Regions from separate parts of the Homo sapiens genome. Here region 2 is linked to region 1. Evidence: read pairs that join two places in POLR2A ChIA-PET (ENCODE). Cell type or tissue: PC-9. All regions are shown on one strand. Links, peaks and the distances in the headings refer to the core of each region. The heading gives the core; the rest is flanking DNA.

The links. Peaks named below come from ENCODE experiments on the same cell type or tissue, not always from the same donor. Only the 100,000 strongest peaks of a DNase experiment are listed, where the experiment ranks them.
Region 2: POLR2A ChIA-PET joins it to region 1 with 5 read pairs; 2 of 35 experiments call an interaction of 5 or more read pairs at or near these places.

Annotation. Positions count from the first base shown.
Region 1 is chr2:174,503,857-174,519,932 of GRCh38, reverse strand. No RefSeq gene overlaps it. Among named protein-coding and RNA genes, the nearest start is that of GPR155-DT, 25 kb to the right of the region's middle. In PC-9, for the core only: no CTCF peak of the experiment used is centred there; no DNase peak of the experiment used is centred there; H3K4me3 peaks cover 581 bases; H3K27me3 peaks cover 1,222 bases.
Region 2 is chr2:174,606,536-174,622,611 of GRCh38, reverse strand. It overlaps a transcript of WIPF1 not described here. Among named protein-coding and RNA genes, the nearest start is that of WIPF1, 17 kb to the right of the region's middle. RefSeq lists enhancers at 10,392-10,441, 13,836-14,095, 14,486-14,545, 15,841-15,930, 15,941-15,990. In PC-9, for the core only: no CTCF peak of the experiment used is centred there; a DNase peak (open chromatin) is centred at 8,171.

The DNA of each region.
Region 1 (16,076 bases), core at 5,425-13,424:
ATGGTTTAGTTCATTTATGCCACAAAGAGCTATTGAGTCCCTCTTATGTGCTGGGACATTCTAGGACCTGGAAATACAGGGGTGAACCAATGGGACAGACTCACTAATCTCAGAGGGCTTGTACTCAGAGGGTTAACAGTAAACAAGACATATTGGGGTTGAGATCAGAGCCAAGAGGAGAGCAAAGCCGGATGATGTGACCTAACATGATGGACAGGAAGTGGGGAGCCCGTTCAGATTGGTGGTCAGGCAAGGAGAAGAGAGCTGAGACCCAATAATCATGAGGAGTCAGACATTCTTGAGCTGAGGGAAGGGCATTCCAGGCAGAGGGAGCAGAGAGAAACTGCAGCAGAGGGACCATTGACAAGCAGAAGGAGATAAACTGGAAGATGTAGGCAGAGACAGTTCATGACTTACTTTCTAAGACACATCACAGAAGTGGAGAATCTTTTTTTTTTTTTAAGACGAAGTCTCGTTCTTGTCCCCCAGGCTGGAATGCGATGGCGCCATCTCGGCTCACTGCAACTTCCGCCTCCCGAGTTCAAGTGATTCTCCTGCCTCAGCCTCCCGAGTAGCTGGGACTACAGGCATGCACCAGCACGCCCGGCTAATTTTTGTGTTTTTAGTAGCGATGGGGTTTCACCATGTTAGCCAGGCTGGTCTCAAATTCCTGACCTCAGGTGATCCGCCCGCCTCAGCGTCCCAAAGCGCTGGGATTACAGGTGTGAGCCACCGCACCCGGTAGAGAATCTTAAGCAGGAGAGTAACACCTGCTGATTTAAACATTTAGTGGGTCCACCTGCTACGTGGGAAAAAACTGCAGTGGGGCAAAGCGGGTAGGGTGCATCTGGGAGGCTAGCACAGGCCAGATGAGAGTAAATGGGGCTCAGAATCAAGTAGTTAGTGAGCTGGAGAGAAGTGGGCTAATTCTAGATATGTGTGAGGTAGAGTTTGACAGGACTAGTAATTATTAGTTAAGTGCCTTTTCTTGGTCCACCGTTACTTGAAATTCTATAAGGGAATACCTTATAGAAAATATTATATCACTAAGACTAATATTCAGGAGGTTTACATTAAATTGAACAAAAAAGATGGTATACATATGACATATTTATAAAATATATACAGACTCAGAATGCCTTAGTGTGTGATTGATAGAGGCAATAAAGGTAGGAAAGAAGGCCTCTGTGCCGATAAAGGTAACAAGGAAGGCTCCATGGACTTCAGATGGGCCTTTGAAGATACATGAGACAGGAGAGCATTCCAGGGTGGATTAGGCATGAACGAAAGAAAAGAGAAAAGTGGACAATGATTGTGCAATATTTAGGGTGGATGAGTAAACTGATTTGATCAGATTAGAGAGCTTAGATACAGTAAATAATGCCAATAAAATTAGGTCAGTAAAGTGAGGATAGATGATAGAGGACTGAAATCCAGGAGGAGTTTAGATTTAATCTTTTAGGCTGGGTGCAGTGGCTCAGGCCTGTAATCCCAGCACTTTGGGAGGCTGAGGCAGGGGGATCACTTGAGGTCAGGAGTTCAAGACCAGCCTGGCCAACATGGTGAAACCTCAACTCTACAAAAAATACAAAAATTAGCTGGGCGTGGTGGCATTCACCTATAATCCCAGCTACTTGGGAGGGTGAGACACAAGAATCACTTGAATCTGGAAGGCAGAGGTTTCAGTGAGCCAAGATCACACCACTGCATTCCAGCCTTGGCAACAGAGCAACACCCTGTCTCAAAAATAAATACGTAAATAAAACAAAATAAATTTACTCTTTTATGCCAGGGATCTGTAAGCTTTTTCTGAAAAGGGCTAGGTGGTAGATATTTTTCGTTTGGAAGACTATGCAATCTTCATCTCAACTCTCAACTTTTTCATTGTAGTGTGAAGGCAGCCATACACAAAACTTTGAAAATAAGCATGGCTGTTTCAATAAAGCTACTAATGAAAACAGATAGGCTGGGTGTGGTGGCTCATGTCTGTAATCCCAGCACTTTGGGAGGCTGAGGCAGGCGGATCACTAGGTCAGGAGATTGAGACCAGCCTGGCTAACCCGGTAAAACCCCATCTCCCCATCTCTAGTAAAAATACAAAAAATTAGCCAGGCGTGGTGGCACTTGCCTGTAGTCCCAGCTACTCGGGAGGCTGAGGCAGGAGAATCGCTTGAACCTAGGAAGCAGAGGTTGCAGTGAGCTGAAATCGCGCCACTGCACTCCAGCCTGGGTGACAGAATGAGACTCCATCTCAAGAAAAAAAGAAGAAGAAGAAAGAAAACAGGTGGCTGTGGGGCATGGTGGCTCATGCCTGCAGTCCCAGTGACTCAGGAGGCTGAGGTGGGAGGATCCCTTGTGGCCAGGAGTTTGAGGTTATGGTGAGCTACGATCACACCACTGCACTCCAGCCTGGGTGGTAGAAGGAGAACCCATCTCGAAAAATAAAAAAAATAAACAACAACAACAACAAAAACACTGGCAGATTGGACTTGGCCTTTGGGCTAGAGCAGTAGAGCAATAAAATAAAAATGGTGTTTTATTAGGATTTTTGAAGTAACCACGTACAAGGGTAGTGGGCATTTTTAGCTACTTGGCATCCATTTTCCCTGTCCTTGGTCCACACTCTGTCCAGGTTTTCCATCAGATGCCTACTTCTCTCACATGTTTAAGGAGAATCTGATTGCACTCCCAGCTGTATGAGTCGAAGTCCATCAGGTTATCCTATCTCTCTTTCCACAGTATTGGTTCATACAACCCAGACCTAAGCCAACTAGTGCATGCTCTTTCGCAGGCACAGATGTTGATTCAGGAAGGGCATCTGGCAAATGTTGTCTAGTAACATGCAAAGGATGTTCACTGGGGCTTCTAGAAAGACACTTTCTTACTTTTCTGAGAGCCACCACAGAGGACACTCTCTCCTCTTCTGGGCAGAATGGTATAGGGATATGAAACCTGAATCTCTAGATTCATTTTGCCACTCTGAGAGAAGCAAGATCTAGAATGAAGTTGACAAGACTGAAGACAGAGAAGAGAAAGGTAAAGAAGGCAGGTCTTGTATAACATGGCTGAACAACTAAATTAAACCTCCCCTGAAGCCTATCATACCTTGGACTTTTTAGCCAATAAATCACTTCCATTGCTTACATTTGTCTGAGTTATCTATCCCTTGAAATTGAAAGTATTTCATTGTCACAGCGAAATCACATGAAATGAGGAAATGCTGAAGGGAGCTGGAGCAGACAGGAGACTAGGCACAAAGTGATAGCATATGAGATGGCAGTGAGAAGGAGAAGAGGGACAGCCTGAGTCACTGGAAGGGGAGAATTCATTTGGAAGTCTAAACTATATCAATGTGACCAGCATGTCCTCGTTAGATAAGAGACAAAGAGAAAAACTTAAGAAATATAGCTTCCTTTCCCCACCACACCTCACCACCTCATCACTAAAAGCCTGTTTATAACTTCTTTCTACCCAATACACCATGCTTGGCTATCACGAAAAAATTACAAGGCATACTAAAAGGCAAAAAACACAGTTTGAAGAAACAGGCACCACAGGAATGTTGAAGTTACCAGAGAGGGAATTTCAAATAACAATAATTCACATGCTAAGGGCTCTACTGAATAAAGCAGGCAGTGTGCAAGAACAGATGGACAATGTAAGCAGAGACAGAAATCCTAAAATAAACAAAAACAGGCCAGGCACGGTGGCTCATACCTGTAATCCCAACACTTTGGGAGGCCAAGTAGGGTGGATCACCTGAGGTCAGGAGTTCAAGACCAGCCGGGCCAAAATGGTGAAACCCCATCTCTACTAAAAATACAAAAATTAGCCGGGCGTGGTGGCACACGCCTGTAATCCCAGCTACTTGGGAGACTGAGGCAGGAGAATCACTTTAATCCAGGAGGCAGAGGTTGCAGTGAGCTAAAATCACCCCATTGCACTCCAGCGTGGGCAACAGAGCGAGACTCTGTCTCAAAAAAAAAAAAAAAAAAAAAGAAATGTTAGAGATTTTCAAAACACTGTGACAGAAATAAAGAATGTCTTTGTGGGGCTTGTTAGCAGATTGGACATGGCTGAGGAAAGAATTTCTGAACTTGAGACTACGTCAGTAGAAACCTCTAAAACTGAAAAGCAAAGAGAACAAAGACTGAAAAAAAAAACCCCAAAACAGTACAAAATATCCAAGAACTGGGACAACTACGAAAGGTATAACAAACTCATAATGGGAATACTAAAATGAGAAGAAAGACAGAAAAGAACAGAAGAAATATTTGAAAAAACAATATCTGATAATTTCCCCCAATTAATGTCTGATACCAAACCACAGATCTAGAAAGCTTGGAAAACCCCAAAGAGGATAAGGGCAAAAAATCACTCCTTGCCATATCATTTTTTTTTTTTTTTTTGAGACAGAGTCTCGCTCTGTCACCCAGGCTGGAGTGCAGTGGCCCGATCTCGGCTCAATGCAAACTCTGCCTCCTGGGTTCAAGCAATTCTCTGCGTCAGCCTCCCAAGTAGCCTCCCGCCACCACGCCTGGCTAATTTTTGTATTTTTAGTAGAGACGGAGTTTCACCATCTTGGCCAGGCTGGTCTTGAACTCCTGACTTTGTGACGCCTTGGCCTCCCAAAGTGCTGGGATTACAGGCGTGAGCCACCATGCCCGGCCACCATATCATTTTTATATTACAGGTAATCAAAGGAAAGAAAAATTCTAAAAAAGCCAGAGGGAAAAATATTCTTACCTACAGAAGACCAAAGATAAGAATTATATCCAACTCTAATCAGAAATTATGCAAGCAAAAAGATAGTGGAGTGCAATATTTAAAGTGTTGAGAGAAAAAGACCACCAACCCAAGATTCTGCAACCAGAAAAATTATCCTTCAAAAGTGAAGGAGAGGCCAGGCACAGTGGCTCATGCCTGTAATTCCAGCACTTTCAGAGGCCAAGGCAGGTGGATCACTTGAGGCCAGGAGTTCGAGACCAGCCTGGCCAACAGGGTGAAACCTTGTCTCTACTAAAAAGACAAAAAATAGCCAGGTGTGGTGACACATGCCTGTAATCCCAGCTACTTGGGAGGCTAAGGCATAGAATCACTTGAACCCGGGAGGTGGAGACTGCAGTGAGCAGGTATTGCACCACTGCCCTCCAGGCTGGGTGACAGAGCGAGACTCCATCTCAAAAAAAAAAATTTTTCTTTCTTTCTTCCTTCCTTCCTTCCTTTCTTTCTTTCTTTCTTTTTTTTTTTTTTTTTTTGAGATGGAGTTTTGCTCTTGTTGCCCAGGCTGGACTGCAATGGTGCAATCTCGGCTCCCCACAACCCCCACCTCCCAGGTTCAAGCGATTCTCCTGCCTCAGCCTCCCAAGTAGCTGGGACTACAGGCACCCGCCACCACACCCGGCTAATTTTGTATTTTTGGTAGAGACGGGGTTTCTCCATGTTGATCAGGCTGGTCTCAAACTCCCGACTTCGGGTGATCTGCCTGCCTTGGCCTCCCAAAGTCCTGGGATTACAGGTGTGAGCCACCATGCCCACCCAACTTTTATTTTTCTTATTCTTAATTGACCTAACAGGTAACAGTTCATTCAAAATAATAACAGAAATAATGCATTCAATTGTGTATGCTTATGTATATGTTCGGTATATTATACATATATGCACATTATATATTACATATATATCATAGTCTATATGTACTTATATATGTGAAATAAATGACAGCAATTATGTAAAGATCGGGAGGGAGGAATTAGGATTATTTTGCTCTTATATGATACTCACTCTACCTGTGAAATGGTATAGGGTTATTTGGAAGTTGGCTTGGATTAGTTGTAAAAGTATAATGTAAACTCTAGAGCAATCACTATAAAGAAGTGACAAAAGAAGTATAGCCAAAAAATAAGAGAAAATGGAATAACATAAAAGGCTTATTTAAAACCATAAAAGGCAGAAAAAGAATGACAGACAAAAAATAGATCCCCGCTGGCAAGGGGCATGGAAAGAAAGAGAAGAAAAGAAATAAGCTTAACAAATAGAAAACAGTAACAAATATGGTAGATGTCCATCAGACTATATCAATGATCACTTTAACATCAATGGCCTAAATATACCAATTAAAAGACAGTGATTGTCAAGGTGGTTCATAAAAGACTTATCAATATGTTGTCTATAAGAAACCCACTTTGAATATAAAGACATGTAAATATTAAAAGTAACAGATGGAGAAAGACATACCATGTTAATACTAACAAAAAAATTTGAAACACTGACAGCACCAAATGCTGATGAGGATGTTCAGCAACAGGATCTCTCCATTCATTGCTAGTAGAAATGCAAAATGATACAGCTACTTTGGAAGATGGTTTAGTCGTTTTCTACAAAGCTAAACATCCTGTTACCAAACAATCCAGCAGTTGTGCTCCTTGGTATTCACCTAAAGGAGTTGAAAACTTACGTCCTTACAGAAACCTGCACACTGATGTTTATAGCAGGTTTATTCATAGTTGCTAAAACTTGGAAGCAACCATGATGTCCTTCAGTAAGTGAATGAATAAGTAAACTGTGGAACATCTAGGCAATTTTGCTATGAACCTAAAACTGGCTCTAAAAAGTAGTCTATTTTTTAAAAAAAGAGTTTTAGGAGGGGAAATCATGATCAGATTTTTATTTTTAAGAGGTCACTCTGGCTTCACTGACCCATGTGGGTGGAAATAAAGAACAAAAATGGGTGTAGAAGAACAGTTAACTGCAGTGGTCCAGGTGAGAGATGGTGCTAGTTTGGTCTCAGGTGGCCGCAAAGGAGAAGATGAAAACATGCTGGCCCTAGAGGGGAATAAGATTTACAGACGTGTCTCTCCGGAAGTCGATGAACTGTTTGGCCTTAGTTTCCTCATCTATTAAAAGAGAGAGAGAAGAGGACTATGGGAGTTGGCCAGAGGTCTTCATGATTTAGGGATAACCTATCACTGAACCAAACGTAAGGCAAACAGAATCAACTGAATGCTTGAGTCAGACATCTTTTCCTTTGTAATGGCAGCCCTATATTAGACAAGAGCAGTATCAGGCAGATGATGATTTTTATGAGATAATTTTGAAAACATAACTTCCTGGACACTCTTCAAATATAACGACCCACTTCTTTATTATCCTAACTGTGCTAATAGTGAATATTAAATATGATAATATTATCCAATATGAAAATAGCCATTGAGAGACACAGACAATATGTGGAGAGGTTCCAAACTACTTCAAACAGGAGTCCCAGAAGTGAACAAAGGAAATGGAAGAGAAGTGCTATTTGAAGAGATAATAGCTAATACACTGATAGACTTTGACAAAGGCAGAATCCTTCAGATTAAAAGTAACAGGAGGTACAGAGCAGGAAAAGTGAAAGTAAACTTACACCTACACATTACGATGGAACAACAGAAAATCAAAGCTGAAGAGGAAAACTCTTAAAGCTCCCAGAAAGAAAGTAGAGATTGCTTACAAAGGAATGATGATTAGATGGACCCCTGACTTTTCATCGCCAAAAACAAGTGCCAGAGGACAACCGGTAATAATGGAAGTTAGTGCTGATGATAAATAACCATCAACCTAAAAATCTGTACCCACATAAACTATCATTTAAAAGCACCTGAGAACTATAACTGAAAGACCATTGATGAAAAGGACATAGTATAGAAAAATAATAATAACAGCAAACACTTATTGAATACTTACTATATGCAAAGATAGTGTTCAAAGCCCAAAAGTCATTTAATTCTCACAGCAATCTTGAGGGAGCTACTATAATTACCCTGATTTTACACAAAAGAAAACTGAAGCACAGAAAGGTTGAGTTACTTATCCAAGATCACACAGCTGTAAAGTGGCAGTCAAGGCTCTACACCAGGCAGCCTGGCTTTGAAGCCTGTGTACGTCCTCACCACTCCCAGAGCCCGGGGGGAAGGAGTCAGACTCAGGAAAGAGCAGCAGGCACAGAAATGAGTAGCAATATGAGGGTAATATGTTTTTAAAACTTGAGAGAATTGAATTCTTATGTGTTCTTTTAAGAAACAAAACTAAAATTCTTGGCAATACTGACAAGGCAGATGGAGGAAAAGCAGGAGTGAGCTTTGTTCTCTAGTAAGTGTGGAAAGTCCAGGAAGTGATCAGAGATAAATCTTGGACTTTGGGCTTTTTGGGTTGCTTTGTAGGTTTAGTTAAATGCAAAAGTTAACAGTTAAAGGGTAAAAACACTAAAAACATATATAAAGACACTATGAGACCTTATTATGAGGAAGAACACGGAATTTACCTTCGTTCCCACTGATAGAATTAATTAAATGGGCCGGGCACAGTGGCTCACGCCTGTAATCCCAGCACTTGGGGAGGCTGAGGTGGGTGGATCACCTGAGGTCAGGAGTTCAAGACCAGCCTGGCCAACATGGTGAAACCCCATCTCTACTACAAAAAAATACAAAAATCAGCTGGGCGTGGCAGTGGGTGCCTGTAATCCCAGCTACAGGAGAGACTGAGACAGGAGAATTGCTTGAACTCAGGAGGTGGAAGTTGCAGTGAGCCAGGATCGCGTCACTGCACTCCAGCCTGGGCGACAAGAGCGAAACTTCTTCTCAAAAAAAAAAAAAATAAAATAAAATGAATTAAATGAACTGTGGCCAGCGGCCAGCGTTCCTTCTCTGGCCGATAAACCTCAGGAGTTTACAGCACACAGACCAGATCAGTCAGGAGTAGTCATCACACCGTGGGGCACCCTCAGTGGCCCTCTGCATTTTTTGCCAGAAGTTAGCATGTGCCTGTGACCTAAGCCTCACCTGTAAGCCCAGGAGAGAGCTGTGAACTGTAAGTAGAATGTCACATGGGCCTTACAGAGCAACTGTAACTCAGGGGTTAGTTGAGTGGAGGTTGTAAACCAAAATAAAATTCTAAGCCCCCCAGTTGGCTAAACAGGCCTCTCTCTTGGCCAACAGGATCCCAAAGAAACCTGAGAGACTACTTCAGGCCATGATGGGAAAGGCAAGTTTGGACATGCCTCCTTTTACCCTGGTAAATGGTAAAATGACTGGTTATTTTAAAAAGAGGGATGCTTAGGACAAAACAGAAAGTCCAAGCAAGTCATAAATGGTCTGTGTAAGTCACGTTAAGGTTCACAAAAGGAGAACTTATGAAAGAAATTTTGTATGTGATTAAGGTGTCTATAATTAAAAGGAAATTATAATCATCTTTCTAGAGATTGGGCTTTGATATTAAAAACACACTAAGACACTAAATAATTGATTAGAACAACATATTTTCTTTCTTTTTTTTTTCCTGAGATGGAGTTGCACTCTGTAGCCCAGGCTGGAATGCAGTGGTGTGATCTCAGCTCACTGCAACCTCTGCCTCCTGGTTCAAGTGATTCTCCTGCCTTGGCCTCCTGAGTAGCTGGGACTACAGTCATGCACCATCACGCCTGGCTAATTAGAGATGGGGTTTCACCATGTTGGCCAGGCTGGTCTCAAACTCCTGACTTCGCATGATTCACCTGCCTGGGCCTCCCAAAATGCTGGGATTACAGGCGTAAGCCACTGCGCCCAGCCCAAGATTTTTTTAAAGTGTTGATTTACTCTTAATAAAATTGAATTATAGGAAGTTTTAAATGTTGCATTCTCCTTCAGCAGCTTTATTATGTCATGCCACTCTCTCTTGCCCTGTGAGGTTTCCACTGAGAAGTCTGCTGCAAACATATTGGAGCTTCTTTGTATGTTTCTTTTCTTTTGCTGCTTTTTGGATCCTCTCTTTATCCTTGACCTTTGGGAGTTTGATTAGTAATTGCCTTGAGGCAATTTTGTTTGGGTTAAATCTGCTTGGTGCTCTATAACCTTCTTGTATTTGAATATTGATATCTTTCTCTAAGTTTGGGAAGCTCTCTTATTATCCTTTTGAATAAACTTCTACCCTAATCTCTCTTTTTACCTCCTCTTTAAGGCCAGTAGTTTAGATTTGCCCTTTTGAGGCTATTTTCTAAATCTTGTAGGTATGCTTCATTCTATTTTATTCATTTTTCTTTTGTCTCCTCAAACTGTGTATTTTCAAATAGCCTATCTTCAAGCTCACTAATTCTTTCTTCTGCTTGATCAATTCTGCTGTTAAGAGATTGTGATGTTGGCCAGGTGTGGTGGCTCACGCCTGTAATCCCAGCACTTTGGGATGCCAAGGTGGACAGATCACCTGAGGTCAGGAGTTTGAGACCAGCCTAGCCAACATGGTGAAATCCTGTCTCTACTAAAAATACAAAATTAGCTGGGTGTGGTGGTGCTCGCCTGTAATCCCAGCTACTCGGGAGGCTGAGGGAGGAGAATCGCTTGAACCTGGGAGGCAGAGGTTGCAGTGAGCCGAGATCATGCCACTGCACTCAAAAAAAAAAGAGAGAGAGAGAGATTGTGATGAATTCTTCATTATGTCAATTGCATTTTTCAGCTCCAGGATTTCTGCTTGATTTTTTTTTTAAGATAGGGTCTCATTCTGTTGCCCAGGCTAGAATGCAATGACATGATCACAGCTCACTGCAGCCTTGACCTCCTGGGCTCAATAGATCCTCCTGTCTCAGCCTTTCAAGTAACTAGGACTACAGGTGTGCACCACCGCATCTGGCTAATTTTTGTATTTTTTGTAGAGGCAGGGTTTTGCCATGTTGCCCAGGCTGGTCTTGAACTCCTGGGCTCATGTGATCTACCCACCTCAGCCTCCCAGAGTTCTGGGATTACAGACATGAGCCACTGCATCCAGTCTGACTCTTTTTTAATTATTTCAATCTGTTACATTTATCTGATAGGATTCTAAATTCCTTCTCTCTGTTATCTTGGATTTTGTTAAACGTCACCAAAACAGCTATTTCGAATTCTTTGTCTGAAAGGTCACATATCTCTGTCTCTCTGGGATTTGTCTCTCGTGACTTGCTTACTTCGTTTGGTCATGTTTTCCTGTACGGTCTTGATGCTTGTGGATGTTTGTCAGTGTCTGAGCATTGAAGAGTTAGGTTTTTATTATAGTCTTTGCAGTCTGGGCTTGTGTGTACCCATCCTTCTTAGGAGGGCTTTCCAGGTATTCAAAGGGACTTGAATGTTGTGATCTAAGTCTTTGGTCACTGCAGCCATATCTGCTTTAGCAGGCACTTAAAGCCCAGCAATGCTGTGGCTCTTGCAAACTCATAGAGGTACTGCCTTGGTAGTCTTGGGTAAGATCCAGGAGAGTTCCCTGGATTAGTAGGCAGAGACTCTTCCTCTCTTCCCTTACTTTCCCCCAAACAAGTGAAGTATCTCTCTCTCTCTCAGCTGACTGCTTAGAGCTGGGGGAGGGTTGACACAAGCACTCCTGTGGTCACCACCACTGGGACAGTGCTGGGTCAGACCTGAAGCCAGCACAGCCCTAGGTCTCACCCAAGGCCTGCAGTGACCACTGCCTGGCTACTGCCTGTGTTTACTCAAGCACCAAGGGCCCTACAATCATCAGGTGGCAAAGCCAACTAGGCTTGTGTTCTTCCCTCCAGGGCAGTGAGTTCCCCTTGTTCCCGGTGGGTCCAGAGATGCTGTCTGGGAGCCAGGGTCTGGAGTTGGGAACCTTAGAAATCTACCTTGTGCTCTACTCTACTGTGGCTGAGCTGGCACCCAAGCCACAGGACAAAGTCCTTTCCACATCTCCCTCCCCTTACTTCAAGAAGAGGAGTCTCTCACCATGGCCACCATAGCCCACTCACTCCCAGGCCCATGGCAAGCACTGCCAGGCTACCACCATGTTCACTCAAGGCCCAAGGGCTCTTCAGTCAGCTTGTGGTGAATTCTGCCAGTCCTTAGTCTCTCCTTTTAGGACAGTGTGGTCCCTTTGGCCTAGGGCAGGTCCAGAAATGCCGTCCAAGAGCCAAGGCCTAGAATCAGCGACCGCAGGAGTCCACTTGGTGCTCTACCCAACTGTGGCTGAGCTGGTACTCATGCTGTAAGACAAAATCCTCTTTACTCTTCCCTCTCCTTTCCTCAAGCAGAAGGGATCTCTCTCCATAGCCACCATAGCTGGGAATGTGCTGGGTCACACCTGAAGCCAGCACAGCTCTGAGTCTCACCCAAGGCCTGCAGAGAGTACTACCTAGCTACTGCTGCTGCTTATTCAGGGTCCAGGGACTCTATAGTCAGCAGGTGATGAATCCTGCCAGGACTGGATCCTTCCTTTCTAGGCAGTAGGTTCCTTCTGGCCCAGGGTGTGTTTAGAAATGTTGTCTGGGAGCTAGAGACTGGAATGCAGGCTTCAGGACTCTGCCTGTTGCCCTATTCTACTGTGGCTGAGCTGGTATCCAAGTTATAAGACAAAGTCCTCTATACTCTCCCCTCTTCTCTCCTCAAGCAATGGGAAGGAGTCTCTGTTGGAGCTGTGAGCTGCACTGCCTGGGGCTGGGGGAGTGGTGATGCAAACACTCCCTTCGCTGCCCCAGCTGGTATCTCACTGGGTTGTGTGTCTCCTAAGTCTCCTGGCTCTGAGCCCAGCACAACACCTGGGTAAGATCCAGGAGAGTTCCCTGGATCAATAGGCAGAGACTCTTCCTCTCTTCCCCTACTTTCCCCCAAACAAATGAAGTCTCTCTCTCTCAGCTGACTGCTTAGAGCTGGGGGAGGGTGGACACAAGCACCCCTGTGGTCACCACTAATGGGACAGTGCTAGGTCAGACCTGAAGCCAGCACAGCCCAGGCCTTGCCTGGGAATTGAGGTCCTGTGACCTAAACTGCCTTTCATGTTTATTTAGGACCCCAGAGCATTTTAGCTCATAATGGCAGGGCTTGCCAGAACTCAGGTTCCCACCACTAGGATGGATGATTTGCCTCTGGCTAGGGCTAGTCTGAATGCTCCCTTTGTGGGTGCCAGCTGAGTTTTGCCCCATGTTGCTTTCCACTATGACAGGGCAGCACTGGGTTCCAATGCAAAGCCCCCGACACTCGCTGTGCTTTCTCTCTTCCAGATGCACAGGGTCTCTCTATGCACTGCCAGGGGATGAAGTAAGGGTGATGTAGGTGATTCAAGGCTGTTTCTCCTACCCTCTTCAGTGCTTCTTTCTTTAATATGGTGTTAAAACCAGGCACTATAATTACTCACCTGATTTTTGGTTCTTATGAAGGTGTTCTTATGTGGATAGTTGTTCAATTTGTTGTTCCTGCAGGGGATTGTGAGAGGGATAATCATTGGATGCTTCTATTTGACCATCTTGCTCGACTTCCCTAATCTGCTTCTTTTTAAAATTTCTCAGATTGATATCTCAGAAGTTCACCTTCTGCCATACTCTGCTGCTTTCAGCTTTTTATCCCTTTGGAAAGGCCTAGGATGGTAATGCTCTCCTTCAAATTTTGTTGGCTTCTGTGACTTTTTTTTTTTTCTTTTTCCTCCAGTTCTAAATCTGTTTTTATGGCCTGATGTAAAATGTTTTATCTTGAAAGTTTTTAAAGAAGGCAATATTTTGGGCATAGTGGTTCACATCTGTAATCCCAGCCATTGTGGGAGGCCAAGGCAGGAGAAATGCTTTAGCCCAGGAGTTCAAGGCCAGCAAGGGCAGCATAGTAACACTGATCTCTACAGAAAATTTTTTTTAAAAAAATTAGCCAGGCATGGTGACACACGCCTGTAGTCCCAGCTACTCAAGAGGCTGAGGTGGGAGAATTGCTTGAGCCCATGAGGTCAAGAATGCAGTGAGCCAAGATTGCGCCACTGCACTCCAGTCTGGGTGATGGAGCAAGATCCTGTCTCAAAAAAATTAAAAATTAAAAAATAATAATTAAAAAAAGAAGGCCATATTTTCCTCCAGTATAACTTAATTCTGTACTCTTGGCTTTTTCTAACATATTTAGGGGCCAAGGGCCCCCCCAAAGGTTTGCTGAAAAAAATCAACTCACAAAAGACAGATTGGTTGAAGAGAAAGCGTATAGATTTGTTTGGCATATATATGTGACAATCTTCAGAGTAAAGACCCAAGATACAGGGAAAATTGTTCATTTTTATGCTTAGGTTCAACAAAGTATGAACAGCCTTGTAAAAAACTACAGATACAATTGAACGCTAGTAGACTGTGTGGGGAAAGGAGCAAGGCCTGTCTGCCTAGATTCTTCTTCACCTCCCTGAGTATGCATTTCCATCCTTCTGGGTGTAGGGGTCTTATAACCTATAGTCCAACAAGGAAGTTCAGAGAATTTCTTCATGGCCAGTTTTCACACAGTAAAGTGGAGAAAAAATTAGAGGAATATTTTTAAGTGTTATGGCTGGCTTTGATGAAAATGGGCTGTGGTTTCTGGGGCCCACCTTGGGGAAGAAAGATTCTAGTTTCTATAGCCAGCCTAAAGGGAAAATGGGACTGAGAAACAGGAGGGCAGGAGAAGGCCAAAGAGAAACTTTTACTTCTGAGGCTGCTCCTTTGGTTATGTGAAAGGAAGATACCATGGCCGCCCACAATCTCTAAGGCAAACTCAAGCTGGAAACTGCTTAGGGCAAAACCTGCCTCCCATTCTATTCAAAGTCATCCCTCTGCTCACTGACATAGGTGCATATCTGACTGCCTCTTTTGGAAAGGCCAGTCAGAAACTCAGAAGAATGCAACCATTTGTGTCTCAACTATCTGTGACCTGGAAGCTCCCTCCGGACTTCCGGTCCTCCTGCCTTTGCTTCAAGTTGCCTTTCCAAGCAACTTCCTACTTCTTACTTACATTGATTGATGTCTCATGCCTCCCTAAAATGTGTAAAAACAAGCTGTGCCCTGACCACCTTGGGCACATGTCGTCAGGACTTCCTGAGGCTGCGTCATGGGCAGGTCCTCAACCTTGGCAAAATAAACTTTCTAAATTAACTGAGCCTGTCTCAGATTTTCTGGGTTCACAGTTATCATTTTGGGGTATTGTTTTCTGAAGCCCAAGATACGTCTAAAGTGGTCAACATAACCAGACAACTTCCCATGCTGTAGCTAAGAGTCACATATTTCCCCCCTCAAGGCCTCTGTAATATAGTGGTCACTCAACCTGGGACACACTCTTTCTGTGTGTCTGATTAATTTATCTTTTCAGCAAGTCTGACATTCAGGTTATCCAAATGGGCTTCCCATAAGGAAAAACAATCACTGTAGAAGAGGTTTTTTTTCCTCCTTTTTGGCAACTAGCCTAAGAAACAAAAATTTTAAGATAATTTCTATGTTGTTTTTATCAGGTTTTTAAAAATTACTTATTTTTTATTTATTTTTTTTCTTGAGACAGAGTCTCGCTCTGTCACCCAGGCTGGAGGGCAGTGGTGTGATCTCAGCTCACTGCAACCTCCACCTCCCGGGTTCACGCCATTCTCCTGCCTCAGCCTCCCGAGTGGCTGGGACTACAGGTGACCGCCACCAAGCCCGGCTAATTTTTTTTTTTTTTTTTAATAGAGGCAGGGTTTCACTGTGTTAGCCAGGATGGTCTCAATCTCCTGACTTCGTGATCTGCCCATCTTGGCCTCCCAACGTGCTGGGATTACAGGCATGAGCCACCGCACCCGTCCTAAAATTACTCTTAAAAACTAAACTTTAAAAGAGTTAAGGTTTTTACATCCATATAACTTCCTATACAGCTTTTAAAGTCTTTTGGCCAGCTCGGTGGCTCACGCCTGTAATCCCAGCACTCTGGTAGGCCAAGGTGTGTGGATCACTTGGGGCCAGGAGTTTGAGACCAGCCTGGGAAACATAGTGAAACCCCATCTCTACTAAAAACACAAAAATAGCTGGGCGTGGTGGCGTGAACCTGTAAACCCACCTACTCAGGAGGCTGAGGCAGGAGGATCCCTTGAACCAGGGAGGCAGAGGTTGCAGTGAGCCAAGATTAGGTCACTGCACTCCAGCCTGGGCAACAGAGTAAGACTGTCTCAAAAATAATAACAATAAAAATAAAGTCTTTTTATTATCACTCTGGTTAAGTGAATAACTATTATTTTATAATGACCCGTGATTCTGTTTCAATAAAATGTTTTGAGTCTTTTAACATTTTTTGACAAACAGTCTCAAAAATCAAATCCTAACTTAAGCCTCTGACTTAGATTTATTGCTG
Region 2 (16,076 bases), core at 4,233-12,232, 100 kb before region 1:
GGATTCGGTGAGTTAGGATAGGCGCACCCCACGGAGCACTGGCGGCATAGAGAGGGGATCCTATAGTGTTACGTTCCTTTCCCTTCCCCAAGAACAGTGTTTTCAAAGTTTGATAATCATACCACAGGTGGTTTGTGAGGTGATTTTAGGAGACATGGATAAACGTTCTTTATTTAAATATGTATTTGTTTTAATGTGTAGTAGAAAAAATGTACAACAACATATGAAATTCATGATTTCATGGATATAGTTACTTAGGATGACACTAAATATGTCTTTAGATTTTTTTAGGTTAGTTGAGTTAAATAAAAATATTAAACAAATCATATAGTTTTGGTGGTATGCAGGCATGACAAAATTATGAAGTTAGTTTGCAAATATTTGAAGTTTAGGAACAACAGCCTTAGGAAATTTATCAGGAGACCAGATATATATCCACATTAAGAGATAACAAATTCATGGCTCTAAATTCAGTCAGGTTGCTGTCAGGGTATTTAATAACCTAAAAGGCAACATTTAGAGGAAATGATTTTCTATGCTTCATGTCTCCTAAACTTCCAACAGCATGTAACACTGCCCCTTTGCACTCCCTCTGAGAAGGGAGGGTGGGGTGGGCAGTGATTTGGAGGGCCCAGCGGGCTTCCTCATTGTTCTCTCATCAGTAAAATTAAATTCCATTTAATTTAATTCCACAAATTTCAAGGGTTAAAAAAGTTCATGTTGGTGCCTAATCACCCTGGTAGGCTACTGTGTAGTCCTGCACAGTCCAAAGCAGGGGCCATTTGAAATGTGGCTAGTCCAAATTGAGATGGCCTGGGTCATGAGTGGAAAATTCACATTGGATTTTAAATACTTAGTATGAAAGGACAATATAAAATATCTCGTTAGTAATTTTTATATTAATGTTGAAATGATATTGTAAATACATTAGGTTAAATAAAATATATTCTTAAAATTAATGTCACCTGTTTTCCACATCACTTTTTTAATGTGGCTATTAGAAAATTGCAAAATATGCATGGGGCTTGCATTGTATTTTTAGTGGACAGTGCTGTTCTACCTATATACAGACAAGAGGAAGTATCCAAGTGTGTGGGCGATGGGGGTGGAGGGGAGGGGGAGATTGGTAGGAGAGTTGTAGCTGTATACTAATTATTCAGATCTATGACTCTGCTTATACCTCTCCTGATCTCCAGAGTTGTATTTTCATTCGCTTTCTGGATATTTCATTCACTTTCTGATACCTCACTCGATCTCAAGCTCAATGTGTACAAATCCCTTTCATCCAAAACCTGGCCTTCCTCCTTCATTGCCTGTCTCATTAATGACACCCACACATCTAATTAGTCTCTATGTCTTATTATTTCTTTCTAATATATATTACTCAAACTCATCTCCTCTTTCATATTTATTCTGCCTCTCTCTAATTTAAGCCTGCAACCTGGTTGTCTGTACCAACACAGATAAAGCTCCTGCCTTCAGAGTCTCCAGTCCTTCCCCGTACTGCCATTAGAATGAGCTTGGTAATGCGCCACTTTGACCATGGCATCGCTGCTTAAACAGCTTACATGAGTCCTAACACCTCCAGGCGAAGTCCAAACTCCTGAACACTGCCTGATCCCAGACCACCTTTCCAGCCTCATCTCCCACCAGCACTAATTTTCCCAGGCTGCTGTGTTTAGCCACATGTGACAGCAGCCTTCTCCAGTGGGCCCTGCCCCTCCACTCCTTATTCTTCTTATTTTATCTTAATCCACTTCTTCCCCTGCTTTCAAGCACAGGCACAGCTCACGTGCCTCTGTGAAGCCTTCCATGTTCATTGCTCCGGCACCCCCACGGCATCATGTGCACCCCGTTACTGCCCAGTCACACTCACTGTGATGATTTGCTCACATGTCCCTAAAATGAATCCCTCTTTTCTTACCTTGGTACTCTGCCCCCTTTTACTACAGCACCTAGCACAGGGTCTGGCCATAGTATAGACCTAGTAAATGTTGGCTGGATGAGAGGATAATGGGTATGTGCTGAATATTTTAATGGTCCTAGGAAAAAAATTATTTGTAGATTTTAGCAGAGATCTTGAAAATAAAGTAGTAACTAGGTGTGAATTTTTACTTTTGTCTATAAAATAACTTTTTCTAACTTGGTACTATGAAGATAAAATAGAGTTTAGAACAACTGTAGTTTCTTTTTCAAATATATTCTTGTGCAGTTTTTTTCCTTATACTTTCACCCCGGTAACAATGGCTTGTTGCTTCCATTAGGTTAATGAAGGAATCTGTTCTAAAGAAATGAATCACAGGGCAAGACACCTAGATTCTAGTTGCAAGTCAAGTATATTACCCAGGTCATTTAACTTCTCTGAGTTTTGGTTACCTTAGATATTCACTGAAGCTGTTTACTCAGTGATCTCTGATTTCCATTTCTGAAATTCTAAAGCATTTTAAGGCGTCAGTGGTCTCAACATTGGAGACTGTAGGTTATAGGCTTTTGCTCTTAATAAACACGCAAATGGCCCTTTGACATTTTATTAAGGAGCATAGAGTTTAAATGTATGCATTATTCTGACCCATTCAAGAAATCAAATTAAGATAAAGGTTTTCTAAACCTGCAGCATTCATTGTTGTCAAGGGTATGGTGAATGGAGATTTCTTTTTTTTTTTTTTTCTTGAGACAGAGTCTTGCCCTGTGGCCCAGGCTGGAGTGCAGTGGCGCAGTCATGGCTTCTTGCAACGTCGACGTCCTGGGCTCAAGTGGTCCTCCTGCCTCAGCTTCCCAAGTAACTGGGACTACAGGCAGACACCACTACACCTGGCTAATTTTTTAATTTATTGTAGAGACAGGGTCTTACTGTACTGTCAGGCTGGTCTCAAACTCCTGAGCTCAAGTGATCCTCCCACCTTGGCCTCCCAAAGTGCTGGGATTACAGGTGTGAGCCACCATGCCCAGACCCTGGAGCTTTTATGTAGCCAAAGGGGGTCTAGGCCTTCCCCGAAGGCCATCTGCACTGTGTATCAAGTGAACTTAAATTGTTCAAACTCTTTGATCCAATACTTCTGTTTCTATAATTTATTCTATAGCATAATCCTACCTGTGCACAAGGATTTGTGTATAAAGATATTGACATTAGCACAATTATAAAAGCAAAGTAAGAGATAGCTAGATGACTATTTTTGAGAAAGGGTCTCACTGTGACACACAGGCTGGCGTGCAATGGTACAATCACTGCAACGTCGTCCTCCTGGACTCAAGTGATCACTTAATGTTAAGTGTTAAATAAATAAGTGATTAAGTAAATGTTAAATAAATGAATATAATGCAGTCATTAAAAGTCATGCTTTCAAAGAATATTTAGTGGCATGAAAGGATAACAAAAACTGGATTCAAAACTACATTCATGCTTTGGAGGCTGAGGTGGGAGGATTGCTTGAGCCCAAGAGTTTGAGACCAGCCTGGGCAACATAGTGTGACCCCGTATCTAAAAAAAAGAAACAGCTGGGCATGGTGGCATGCGTCTGTGGTCCCAGCTACTCAGGAGGCTGAGGTAGGAGGATCACTTGAGTCCAGGAGGTTGAGGTTGCAGTGATTCCACCACTGTCTGCCAGCCTGTGTGTCACAGTGAGACCCTTTCTCAAAAACTCTGTGTGCGTGTGTGTGTGTGTATGTGTCAGTTAATAAGATTCATAATGAGTGGAGCCAAGGAAAATGCTAATTGTGAGACAATAGAAGAGTAAAAGACCCTCTGTAGGGCCTCTTTAATAGGAGGGGCTTTATTGTAAAGATGGGCAATAAAGGAGACAGGAGACTCAGGACTAGCCCCACAGGGAGGCACAGACTGAGCAGAGGCATGAAGCCAGACCACTTGAGCTTAAATTATGTCTCTGCCACTTATAAGCTCTGTGGCCTTGGTCAAATAACTTAACTTGTCTGTTCATCAGCATCAGCAGCACCCAGATGTATCTTACAGGGTTGTGAGAATTGAATGAGTTGATAATACTTATAAAAGCACCTAGAACACTCCTTAGCACATAATCAGAGCTCAGTACATGCTCATTGTTACTGTTGTTATTACTGTTAGTATTAATATTATTAGAATTATTGGGACTAGGATGTGGTTCAGGTACCTGAAAAGCCACAGTGCACCCTCAGTTCCAGGAGATGGCAGATCTCCCCTCCTCTCTTAAGTCCACTGATTGACTGGCTCAGCTGTCCATTTTTGCCTGCTCTTGTTTCCCTAGTGCTAACTGCCTGCCCCTCCTTGATCCTCAGTTCATACTTCTGAGACAAGGAAGGACATGAGTTGCCTCGTGCATTACCTTTTCCTTGTCTGTGCCGAGCTTTTCAGGACAGACCAGCTCACAGCCTGCTCTCCAGCCTGAGGCCTGGCTGGCCTGGTCCAGTTGACCATGGTTGGGGTGAGCCCAGCTCTAGTTGATCTCAGAAGGGGAATGTGGGCACAAAGGAAGGTCTTTTAATTATGGGATTTTCAATTATTCTGGAAAGAGGACTTGAAGAGTATAAAAGAAAGGTTAAAATAACCCTGCTGAAGTGGCAAGATGACCTTTGTCATTTCCCACCTAGCATACCAATTCGATTCCTTTTCAAAGCCTTATTAGTTACCGTTAAAATCCACAAAGGAAATTGTGTGACTAAGAACTGTGGAAATGAAAGGAAACCTCAAAGGCCTTTATTGAACCTCTGCCTTTCCAGACCACACCCTTTCCACCTCTGCATCAGGTCACATTGCAGTTTGTCTACTTTCTGATATCTTTATTCACTTCTTTCCATTCATGGACTGGCCAAGAAAATACAATACGATATTTAAACTACACAGAGAGATGCTGAGGGCCTCCTAATAATTTACTATGGCTGGGTGAGACCTTTGGGAAATGCTAATGGAGAACATCACCACCACAGGGTGCGCGTTCCAACCAACCGCACTTCCTTCTTGCTCTGATGCTGCCATGGACTCAACTTTTCACCACTCCCTGTGTCCACAAGGTGATCAGAACAATGACATTTCACTCCCTGGAAGTCAATCCATTGCTACTTGAAGACCACACCAGCACTTGAGTCATGACTGATAGAAATTACCATTTGCTCCGATGCCTATAGCTCAGTATTAAGCAGACAGCAGGTAGATGAACATGTACGAGGGGTCTGTGCTCACAGGCTTTGTAACATCATCATTCTTTCTGGGCTGTCTCTCTTTTCCAGATGCCTATGATTTGGTATTTCTCCTGGCCAGAGAGTAGCACTGGAAACATTGAACACAAAGTATTCTAACCCTTATTGCTCAATGTGTTTTTCCAGAGCAGCCCAAAAGGTTATGCTGGGTTTCATGAGCTGCAGAGGATGACTGACTGGTGCCACCTAGAAAGACAAACAGCAGAAACTGCAGAGCTTGGACTGAGCTCAGACAAAAATCTCTGCTGCTTGTACCCAGCTTGAATATTATGGCCAACACTTGAAGAATAGAAAGCATCACTTAAAACATTTTAATTATCCCCACATGTAACATGGGCCCTAAATGTTCTGAACTGAAAACCTCACTATGTAGTTGAAGGTCAATGACACAAGTTTCAGATATTAAAGGTTTATCACTGTTTCCTGTCTTCCTATTAAAAAAAATGAAAAAAAAATCAAATAAATCATCAGTTGTGAGACAAATTTCCTTGATGACCAAAACCAGAGGGCTCTTTGGGCTTCCTTAATCCAGTTAGCAAGAAACACCTCAAAATAGCAATACAAAGCCAGGATTGAAAAGAATTTAAAGACCATTACTGACAAAGTTCTTGTCAAATAAAAGTTATTTGAAAATAAAAATAAGGATCTTTTTGAAATTTTGGTAGCAGTTGCCACCTGTTCTCTCAGAAAAGTAACTGCTTTTACAGAAAACTCTAAATAATTTTCAAAACCCAGTAAAACATGGTCTTTATTGCTTATGTATTCCCTTAATTTGAAGAATATTTTTAAACGCTCAAAAATGGAAAATTCAATGTTGGTCATCTTAAAGATTCTAGATGTATTTCAGCCCAAGCTTGACAAACAAGTGCTTTAGGTATCCTCTTCCCTCCTTAGCTCCTTAAGGACCACACTGTGGAAGGAAGACTGGAAAGGCCTCAGCAGGGGAGAAACCATGTGATGGAGGCTCAGAGTGGACTTCTGATCTAGTAGTGGCTTCAGGAAGGGACGCCAGACTTGCCATTCCAGCAGGGGTCGAGGCCTCCCTGTCTCGTGAAGAGGAAGGTGTGAAATCCTCTTATAGACACATGATTCTCTTTCAGTGTATTTTCTTTATTCCATCTTGACCTCAGGATGGATAACTCATCATCCCTTTTGGCACGGATCAAAATCCCTGGATAAATGCCAACCTTAAGTTTGCCTGCATGTGTGTAACCATGGCCAAGGTAAACTGGTCTCTTGGGTTTCTTTTGAGTTGAAATGAGCTGAGCTGTTTGTTTCCTCTGAGCCATATACAGATGCTTTTTGAACTATCTTTGTGTTTGAGGGAATTTTTTTTCATGGTATCAGCACACCACTTCCTCCAAGTCATTACTTTGAAACAGTTTTGTAGAGGGAGATATTCCTGCTGGCCACCAGCCTAGCCAAGCAAAGTGATGACTGAGGGATGGCAGTAAAGCTTTATTAGTGCACTTCATGTTTTTGGATGAGTTCATGAAATGATTTCTCATCCACTAATTTTGGCAAATAGAGGGTGGGCTGTCATCTGAGCTCAGCAGTAGAAAACAGCACTTTGTTAATACCAAGCATTGGCTCCCCTGTTTGAATGATACTCAGAATTTCAGCTAAAATAATGTCCTCCGATGACCTTTGCCTGCTCTTCTCTTTATAAGAATTCCACAGAACTCTTTTGAATATGGATTTCCACTTAATCTTTGATACTTCCAGGCTCTTGGGTCCTGATAAGTTTTAGAAACTGCAAGTTTAAGTGAAGCTGTTTTTAACTTCCCTTTTATTTTGCTTTAAATATTTTTAGCAATGAATGACCTTTGAATACTTTTAAATGTTGCTATACAAACATAAACAGTGCTTTTACTAACATATTTTATAAATATTTCCTTTTCCATAAATTCATAAATTGCTTTTGTCATAAAAATAGTAATATTTTATAGTATTTTAAGAGTAAATTCTAAGCCTTTAAGAACTTTTATGCCTACACTAAGGAAAATAGGACTAGAGACTTAAAATACATAACCATGCTACATTTATAGTGATTGTTATGTTCTCTGATTCATACATTAAAAACTGATGTGATTCCATAAAATTCTGACTGTATTTTTTTAATGTAATTGCTTATTTTGTATAGGAAGTGGGAGGAGTTATCCTTGAGGCAAATCACCACTGAATTGACCCATCCTTTTATCAACTTTATTTTTTTTTAAGCCCAAATTCTAGCAAAGCAATAACAGGTATCAGTTTCTTCCCTAAGTAATATATTGTACACTGTCTTTATTATGGTTTGGTGGCATTTTAGAATAAAGTCATAACTTTAAAACTTTTTTAAAGCTGCGCTTTTAAGACTGATTATATACATGTCACAGAATCCAGAGTAGAATGAATATATGTCGCTATTGTTCTCCATTGCTTGAACTTCTCCATGTTACTTATGCTGTAAATATTTTTGAGATATTCTCATCTTTGTGCATCTTAGAACTTCTGAGAAACTCTCATCTATATTCTCAAGATATTGGGGCAGAGGGAACATAGGAGAAAACTTAATCTCAACATTGGTGCAAACAGAGGTTGGAAAGCATTGCAGTGAACAATGCTAGTGAAGAGTAAGATGTACCTCCACAAGGTGTTTTGCAGCAGGTTAAGAGTATAGCTTGGATAGTAGGAAATTCTGTATACAGAAGCCTTTGTACTTTGGAAAATAAGATTTCATATTGATCTTCATACTTGTTTTCCATGAATGCCCTGACAATGAGAGTTGGATACTCTGTTTTCTGTGTGGTGTTCAATTTTGCCAAAGCTTTATTTGACTCTTGGCACTAGTACCTTTCACGTCAGAATGCCATCAGCTTGTGGTGGCAGAACTTGGGAATAATGATAGGAATTGTGGCATGTTTTTTTTTCTCACTTACGTAGTTAAATCAGATCTTGCCTCAAGGCCTATTTTCTCTCTGTTTGTTATGTGTCACCTCTGAAAACATTCCCAGACGTTTACTGTTCTCTTTGTTTACTCCTCAACCACTAGAATAAAGCAGACTTGAAAATAAGCAGTCTTCCATTCCCTAGTTGGGTGAGACTATCCGAAAAGCCTTTGAACATTTTCTTAGTGAAATGAAGAGGAGTCCTGTTCTCTGCAGTGGAGGATTTGGAGACAAGTGGCTCGGCATTCGGCTCTTGGAATTTTAACTTAACTACTAATTAGCAATGGCTCTCTCCAGGTGAAATGAAAACAAGTTAATGAACATAAAACCAACTTATTAATCCCCGTTTCTTAACTTTTAGGAGCAACTGTGTTTTTAGGAAATTTGTAGGGCATTTTCTTTCTGAATTTGTGTTCATTGAGTCTAGTGATATTTGGAATTACACAAAAATACAGAGGTATTAGTGAATGAGAGTGACCAGCACAAATTGAATGGATCAGTGCAGCTTTTTTAAATAGGGCTAAGTGTATCTGAAAATGAGTTTTAGATAAATGACATAAATGGAGACTCAAATGATTAGCACCTACTTTTTTCAAATATCAAAGAGTAAATTATTTATTCTTTTTTGTTTAAAATTTTAAAAAATAACCCATAACTCAGCATTATAAAAGTCTTCATTCTTACATTGCATTGAATTATCCCTCTGTAAACAAAAGGAGCCACTTTACCAGCTGTGTTCCCATGTTTGCCTTCTTACTTATCAATCTTGCCCTCCCTGCCCAACCTACCCTTGTTTCCTCTTTTACCAAGTAGCACGAACTGGGGAGAAGTTCTGCTCACTTAATAATCGTAATAGTAGCTAATGTTGTTGAGTGTTTAGTATGTACCAGGCACTTCATCTCAAAGCATCTGCCTGTCTAATTTAGAAATATCAAATATCTCCTAAGTGCAGGATGAAGAACTGTGCAAAGTGAGGAACATCCTGTCACAGGTCTTCACTTGGGAAGAGCCAGGTGGAAAGGAGATCAGTTGTCCTTCTAGCCCAGGACAACTGGAAATTACAGCCCACCAAGTAGACTGCTAGAGTTGCTTTGAATGACCTGTGCTCAAAAGAGGTTTTTATCATCAAGTTTGCAATCATAAAAAAATTCTAAACTAGATTCTACCTTTTCTAAAATATTTGCATAATGGCTAATGAAAATGGTAAAAATGAGAGAAGCTTGAGTATTCATTAGGTCAGCCTAAATTACACCTTGATTTCTGGGAACTTTGGTCTTGTGAACACTAAAATAAGGTGACTCAGGGTCACAACTGCTGTTTTCTGTACCTTAGACTTTAGAAGTTTACACGTCTGCATGTGCATAACATAAACCAAGGCATTCCTGCTTTTGCCTTTGAGGCAGGAAGAGCTATGGTAAGATGTGCCTAGAGGTCCTACCCTCTCCTCCCAGCATGGGATAGAAACATTTCTTACAGTGGTAAAAATTCTCATAGACTGCACAAAATTAGCCACAGCTAATAAAATAAAGGTAGTCCTTGGTTTATGAACATTTGGTTTATAAACACACAGAAACGGTCACTGCCTTCCACCCAGTCAGTCTACGAATGGTTAGAATATTTTATTTTGTTTATGAAAAATCATGGAGCTTTTAGGTAACCTTTAGGTTCAAATAGGAGGAAATAAGGAAAAGACTAAATCCCTGTGATTTTTTTTTAAATCCAGATAACAAACCACTAATGGAGTAAGATATACTAATAATGGAGAAGACAATAAATAAACCTATCAAATTGGCAAAGATTTTGAAACGTCATAATAGCACATGTTAAAAAGAAGAAATGAGTACTGATGGGAGTATGCAAGCTAAAACTTTGAGAAAATAATTTAATCGTATGTATCAAGATTCCTTAAAAAAAAACTGTTCATGTCTTCTAGTGATTGTACTCTAAAAATTTATCCTAAGGAAATACTATAAAATGATTACAAAACATTCAGATGCAAGTATATTAATTATAATAGGATTTGTAATAATGAAATTGGATGCAATTTAAATGTCTAACAATAAAAAATATTTACATAGATAATAGAACATCCAGAAAATGAGATATGCAACTATTAAAATTGTGTTAAGAGAATAATATGGGGAAATGTGAAAAAGAAGGATATATACAGACGCACGTACACATCCAAAGTATGATCCCATTTTAAATACAAACACAAAAAGAAAGAAAAACACTGGAAAGAAATTCTAAGATGATAACTGGTTTTCTCTGGGTATTAATGGGTGATTTTTAAAAATAGGTGGGGTATGGTGGCACACACCTATAATCCCAGTACTTTGGGAGGCCAAGGCAGGATGATTGCTTGAGGCCAAGAGTTTGAAGGTAGCCTAGGCAACATAGCAAGACTACGTCTCTACAAAAATAAAAAATTTGTAAAAATTAGCCAAGCGAGGCAGCATGCACCTGTAGTCCCAGCTACTCAGGAGGTGGGAGGATTGCTTGAGCCTAGGAGTTTGAAGCTGCAGCGAGTTGATCATGCCACTGCACTCTGGCCTGGGTGATAGAGCAGGAATCTGTCTCAAAAAAAAATAAAGTTATTTAAGTGAAGGAATCAAACTATGAAAAGTGGGAGAAACTTAACAAAGTTAACCCTAGACAGTGTGTGACTGTACTATGTGGTGTCTTCCTCCAACTAAATGTCTTCTCTGATCTCAAAAAAATTCAACATCATATGGGTTAACATGGGTTAACACCTCTCTTCTCTTTTAAATAAAAGACAACTTGATTTCCTCCTGATGCCTCAATGAGATCATCTTATCCCAGGAAAGGGAATTACAATTTAGGGTAAGAAATATTTGGGGGACAGGAGCCCCTTAGTGTCTTGCATGAGACCAAGGGAAAGTTTGGAGGTGGCCTGAAGGTGGGGGCAGAGGCAGAAGCTGAGGCTGGGGAGCCCCAGAGAGGGACGACCCTCCCTCCTCCTCCTCCTGATACCACCTTAAAGTCCTTTCCTTTGAGGACTCAGAACTGAAGTTTTAGTTTAGTGACATTATGAACTAAATATACTTTTGTGGGCTGGCCTAGCAATATATCATCAAGTTTTTTTGTTTGTTTGTTTTTGTTTTTGTTTTATGGAAATGGTCCTTGGATTGAAACGACTAACCCCCAAAGGACTTTGGAGCCCTTTCCATTTGCATCCTAGTTTGCCTGGATTAGTGCTGCTCTGACAGTGATCTTGGTGAGGCTGCTCTTCATAATATAATATGAGCTGGGCCTAAATGAACACCTGCACAGCATAAAACAGAGGGTAAATTTCCTTCCACACATCATCAACGCAGATAGGAGTGTAAGCTCCATGACGGTGGACAATTTTGTCTGTTTAATCTTTGTAGTATCCCCTAAAGCAACCTTGGAACATGAAGATACTGAGTATTTGTTGAATGGCTGCTGTGCATGGAGCCCTAGCACAGCTGCTCGCTAGTTAACAGTGGCATTAGAGACACACAAAGATTATAAAACACTTCTATTTCTAGAAAGTCATCTACAGTTTTGTGCGTTTTTCTTTTGGCTGGAGAAGAGGGCCGGGAGGTTGAGTGTGGGGCCAGATCTGGGGGAAAAGGTCAGTGACTGCAGGGACCTAGAGGTTGGAGAAGCTCATCTGGAAGGAGGAAGTGCTGGTGACAGAGAGGAGCCGTGGTCAGGAGCTGGGTGAGCTGTTGACCAAGGTGGAGGTTATGTCGGGCTATTCTGACACGTTGACCTTAGCCACAGTTCCCAGACCACTACTTAACTTGCCTTGCCAAGACACAACTGCCATCCAAAGCCAGGAGTAGCACCCAGCTTGAGTTTTGTTTAATCATTGTTTCATTTTATTTTTGTGTGTTTTTTGTTTTTATTTAATGATGGTGGGGGTGAGGCAGGGAGAGACCATTTATATTTTTTTTCTACTTTGTCCATTTATCTTCCTGAGGGTGTCCTACAAAACATAAACCACATGTGGTTTTTATACCCCAAATTTTTGTGGTTTGTTATTCCCAAACTAGTCAATATTTAAATGTAGTCATGGAGCTGCTTTTTACATAAGCCACCAACTGATCATTTTGTTGGAATGGATCTGAAACAGAATGAAATGGTCCAAGTCTTTGGATTAAGCAGCTTCCGTGTTGTGGGGAAAAGAGTCAACACGGAGCAGAAAGAAAATAAAACCCACACAAAATGGTGGGGAACTGGTCACTTTCTGATCACACATTTTCTGATCCTACCACCACCCCTGCATACGTATTTGGAGTTAAAGGAACAACATATGTGCACATGCTCCAGCAGGAAGCATTTTCCTTTGTCTTTCCTGTGGCCTGATAAGGTATTGACCCCATCGAGGCAACCCGAAAGTGTTTTTCCAACAATCTGTTTCCCCAGTCAGTCATTTGAAGAATCCAGAGAAGCTGAATGAGAGGAGGGAAGTTCTTGGAGGGAATCTGGGGTCATTCGAGTAGAACAAATTCTGTTCTGGCCAAGCCACTGAGAAAAGCAGGATCTGCTGAGAAACAGGAGAAAGAATCACCCACGCCTCTGTGATATGTTTGGTAACAAAATGTGAAGCTCCTTCACAGGATCAGAGGTGAGTAGCTGTGGTGGTCTCCACTGCCCAGGCTGGATGAGCAGAATCGTCTGATTGGCCTTTCATGACTTTAAACGGAGCTCAGGCACATGTAGACATCCCAGGACCACCAGAAGCAGTGGCTCCCAGCCCCGACTGACCCCGTGCCCACTTGTAATAACAGTATTTTCTAATGCCCTCTTCAAAATCTTCAGTGAACCTTCACAAATAAAATAATCTGACTTCACACACAATTTCCCTCCAAATCAATGTAGTCTTAATTTAAAAGAGAAATGAAAGTAATTTATTATAAAATAACTTCAGTTTGTAAGTGATCAGGTACAACTCATCAGAAAACAAAAGTACATGGTCAGGTGTTTGCGTGTATGCGTAGGATCACGGTGGGTGTGACAGCTGCCATTGCAGGCTCTCTTGAGTTAAAGACTTCAGTAACACCATTGACATTGTCCTTGGGCTCATGATTTTCCAAAGGGGCAACTAACTCTTGGTAAATATCTGAACAAAACAAAGTATTTCATTTGTATGACATTTGCATTACCGGAAAATACAGGGAATGAATACAACAGTGCAATAACTATTTTGAGTTTATGTATAAATTGGAGTTAAGGTCTAGGCTCAGATAACTAGAAATAGTTTTTTCAACCACATCAATATGTAACAGGACCTTTGAAGGTCCTGTGGGACAATTCTTTACTGAGTGAGACAGTGTGGTACATTGCAGATCATCTGAATCCCAGGAAGGCCCCCCATTCTTATGGCACTCACAAATGCCCACCATTTACTGTCCACCTGCAGAGTAGTTGGGTCTGCCTCTCCCAGGCAGCTGCACTAGCCAGGCCTGGCTTATATGCAGTCAGAGGGCCCCTAGGGGAGTCTTAGGTCACTGAGCCCTTCCCACAGTGTTCAGATGGGTGGTGTCAGGCCCAGAGGTGCAGAGCTATTTACCCTTGTTCCTGAGAATCCAAGGGAGGGGCCTTTAGTGTCCATATAGTTCTGTCCTCCAGCAGGTGATACTGAGTAGCCATTTAGCTACAGAGAAGTCTGAATAAGGAACAATATGGCTACTTTCACCAGCCCAGAAGTAATTGTAAAGGCCCATTCTGGCCTTTATACCTAATGATTAGCAACCATAGGGAACACACAGCTATCTTCATGCCAGCAGCTTCTCTCAGTGTGTGTGCACAAGTATGTACCTGGCAGGATGTGAAAATGGGGCTTTCCACCAGTTTCTCCCTTGGGTTGCAAGAAGCCTCTTTCTATCATTCACATGGGTTTTCCCCTGGGGGCCACTTATATTGGATGCTGGTAACTGGGAAATGTTTGCATTTTAATTAAATTACCTAAGACAAGATAGTGCTTAGAAAAAAAAAAGAAAAAAACATGAATGGTCTTTCCACATGTGAAATCATTTTCTCTTCAAAGAAATAAGGCAAGTGATGTTCCAACCTCAGCACTTGTATTTGTTTGCTTTTTGTTTCTTGGTTTTTGCTGAGCACAAAACTGCCAAACTCAGCATGGAGAGGTGAACTTCCACGCTGTGTCCTCAGCATCTAGGGTACTGGCATCAGGCACACAGGGGCATAGAATGCAGATTTGTTGGATATGAGTACGTGAAGCCGTTATGGGACTGTCCTTTCTAGATAGTCCTGGGCCTCTTTTTTTTCACCCTAGTTTGGTTCCCCTGCCTCTTTTCCAAGTCAGTCATCTCACTATTTTCTAACTCATTCTCTTCCTGACACTGGCAAACAGCCCTGCGTGAGAAAGAGTCGTTAAATCTGTTGGCAGGGCCCCCCATTATTGTCTTTTTAAATGGCTGTCTTGTGTCAACCTGTTGGGAGAAGCAAGAGCCTCCCCAGGTCTTTTTGGAGAGCAAATCTAACAATTTCCACTTTATCCTGGCACCTTTTTGCCTAGAGCCAAACGTGGAGCAGCATAATCACAACCCCAGGTTAAGTGAAAGTTAGAACTAAACTTAGAGCTGGAAGCTTGTAAAATTCACTTACAAATATTTTCAAGCACCTGCATTATGCCAGATACTGTTCTAAGTTGTTGGGGCAGCAGCAGTGACCAAGACAAACTCTGCCCTCGTGGAGCTGCCTCTCTGGTGGGAAGAGCAGATCAGGCACAAATACTGCAGAACATGAGTGGAGTGAGGGGAGCAGCCAAGAGAACAGTGTCCTCAGAAGAGGGGACAGCAAGCACAAAATCCCTAAGGCAAAGAGATGGGGGGAGAAGGTAGGGAAAGAGGTCAAGGAAGGAGAGGGGAAGTGGGGGAGTGTCAAATCCTCGAGGACCTTGCTAGTCATGGCAAGGACTTTAGGTTTTACTTGGTATAAAATGGAAAGCCACTGAAGTGTTTGAGTCCGTGAATGCTGTAGTTTGTATGTGTCCCTTGAAGTTCATTTGTCAGAAACTTAATCCTGAATGCAACCATGTTCAGAGGTGGGACTTCTTTATTTTATTTTATTTTTTTTGAGATGGAGTCCTGCTCTGTTGCCCAGGTTGGAGTGCAGTGGTGCGATCTCGGCTCACTGCAACCTCCGCCTCCTGGGTTCACTCCATTCTCCTACCTCAGCCTCCCGAGTAGCTGGGATTACAGGCGCCCGCCACCACGCCCAGCTAATTTTTTGTATTTTTAATAGAGACGGGGTTTCACCGTGTTAGCCAGGATGGTCTCGATCTCCTGCCCTCGTGATCCGCCTGCCTCAGCCTCCCAAAGGAGAGGTGGAACCTTTAAGAGATGATTAGGTCCTGAGTGCTCTGCCCTTATAAATGAATTAATGTCCTTATCATGGGACTAGGTTAGTTATCACAAGAGTGGGTTCTTGATAAAAGGATGAATTCTGTTTCCTTCCTTCCCTGCCTCTCATTGTGCATGCTCTCTTGCCTTCAGCCATGGTAATGACACGGCAAGAAGGCCCTCACCAGATGTGGCCCCTCGACCTTGGACTTCTCAGCATCCAGAACCGTATCTGGCCTTTTCATAAATTACTCAGTCGCCAGTATTCTGTTACAGCAGCACAAAACAGACTAAGGCAATGTATTTTTTCTGAGCCCTTAATTTAAAACTTCTTTACTGCAGTATCTCTTCACATGTGGTACTAGAAGTGTTAGCACTAAGACCTCGGGGAAGAGAAGCCAATTTAGCTCTTCTACTGGCCACAAATCCAACAATACCTAGTCAATTCCTTGTTTTAAGAGATGGCTTCAAGCAGAATAAACTCTTCCTAAGAATTTATAACTATAAAGCGCAGAGTTGGCTCTAGGTGGACCAAGACTTTTCCGGGACTGACATTGATTGAACATCTGTTAAGTGTCATTCAGGCATCCTGCCAGCATAA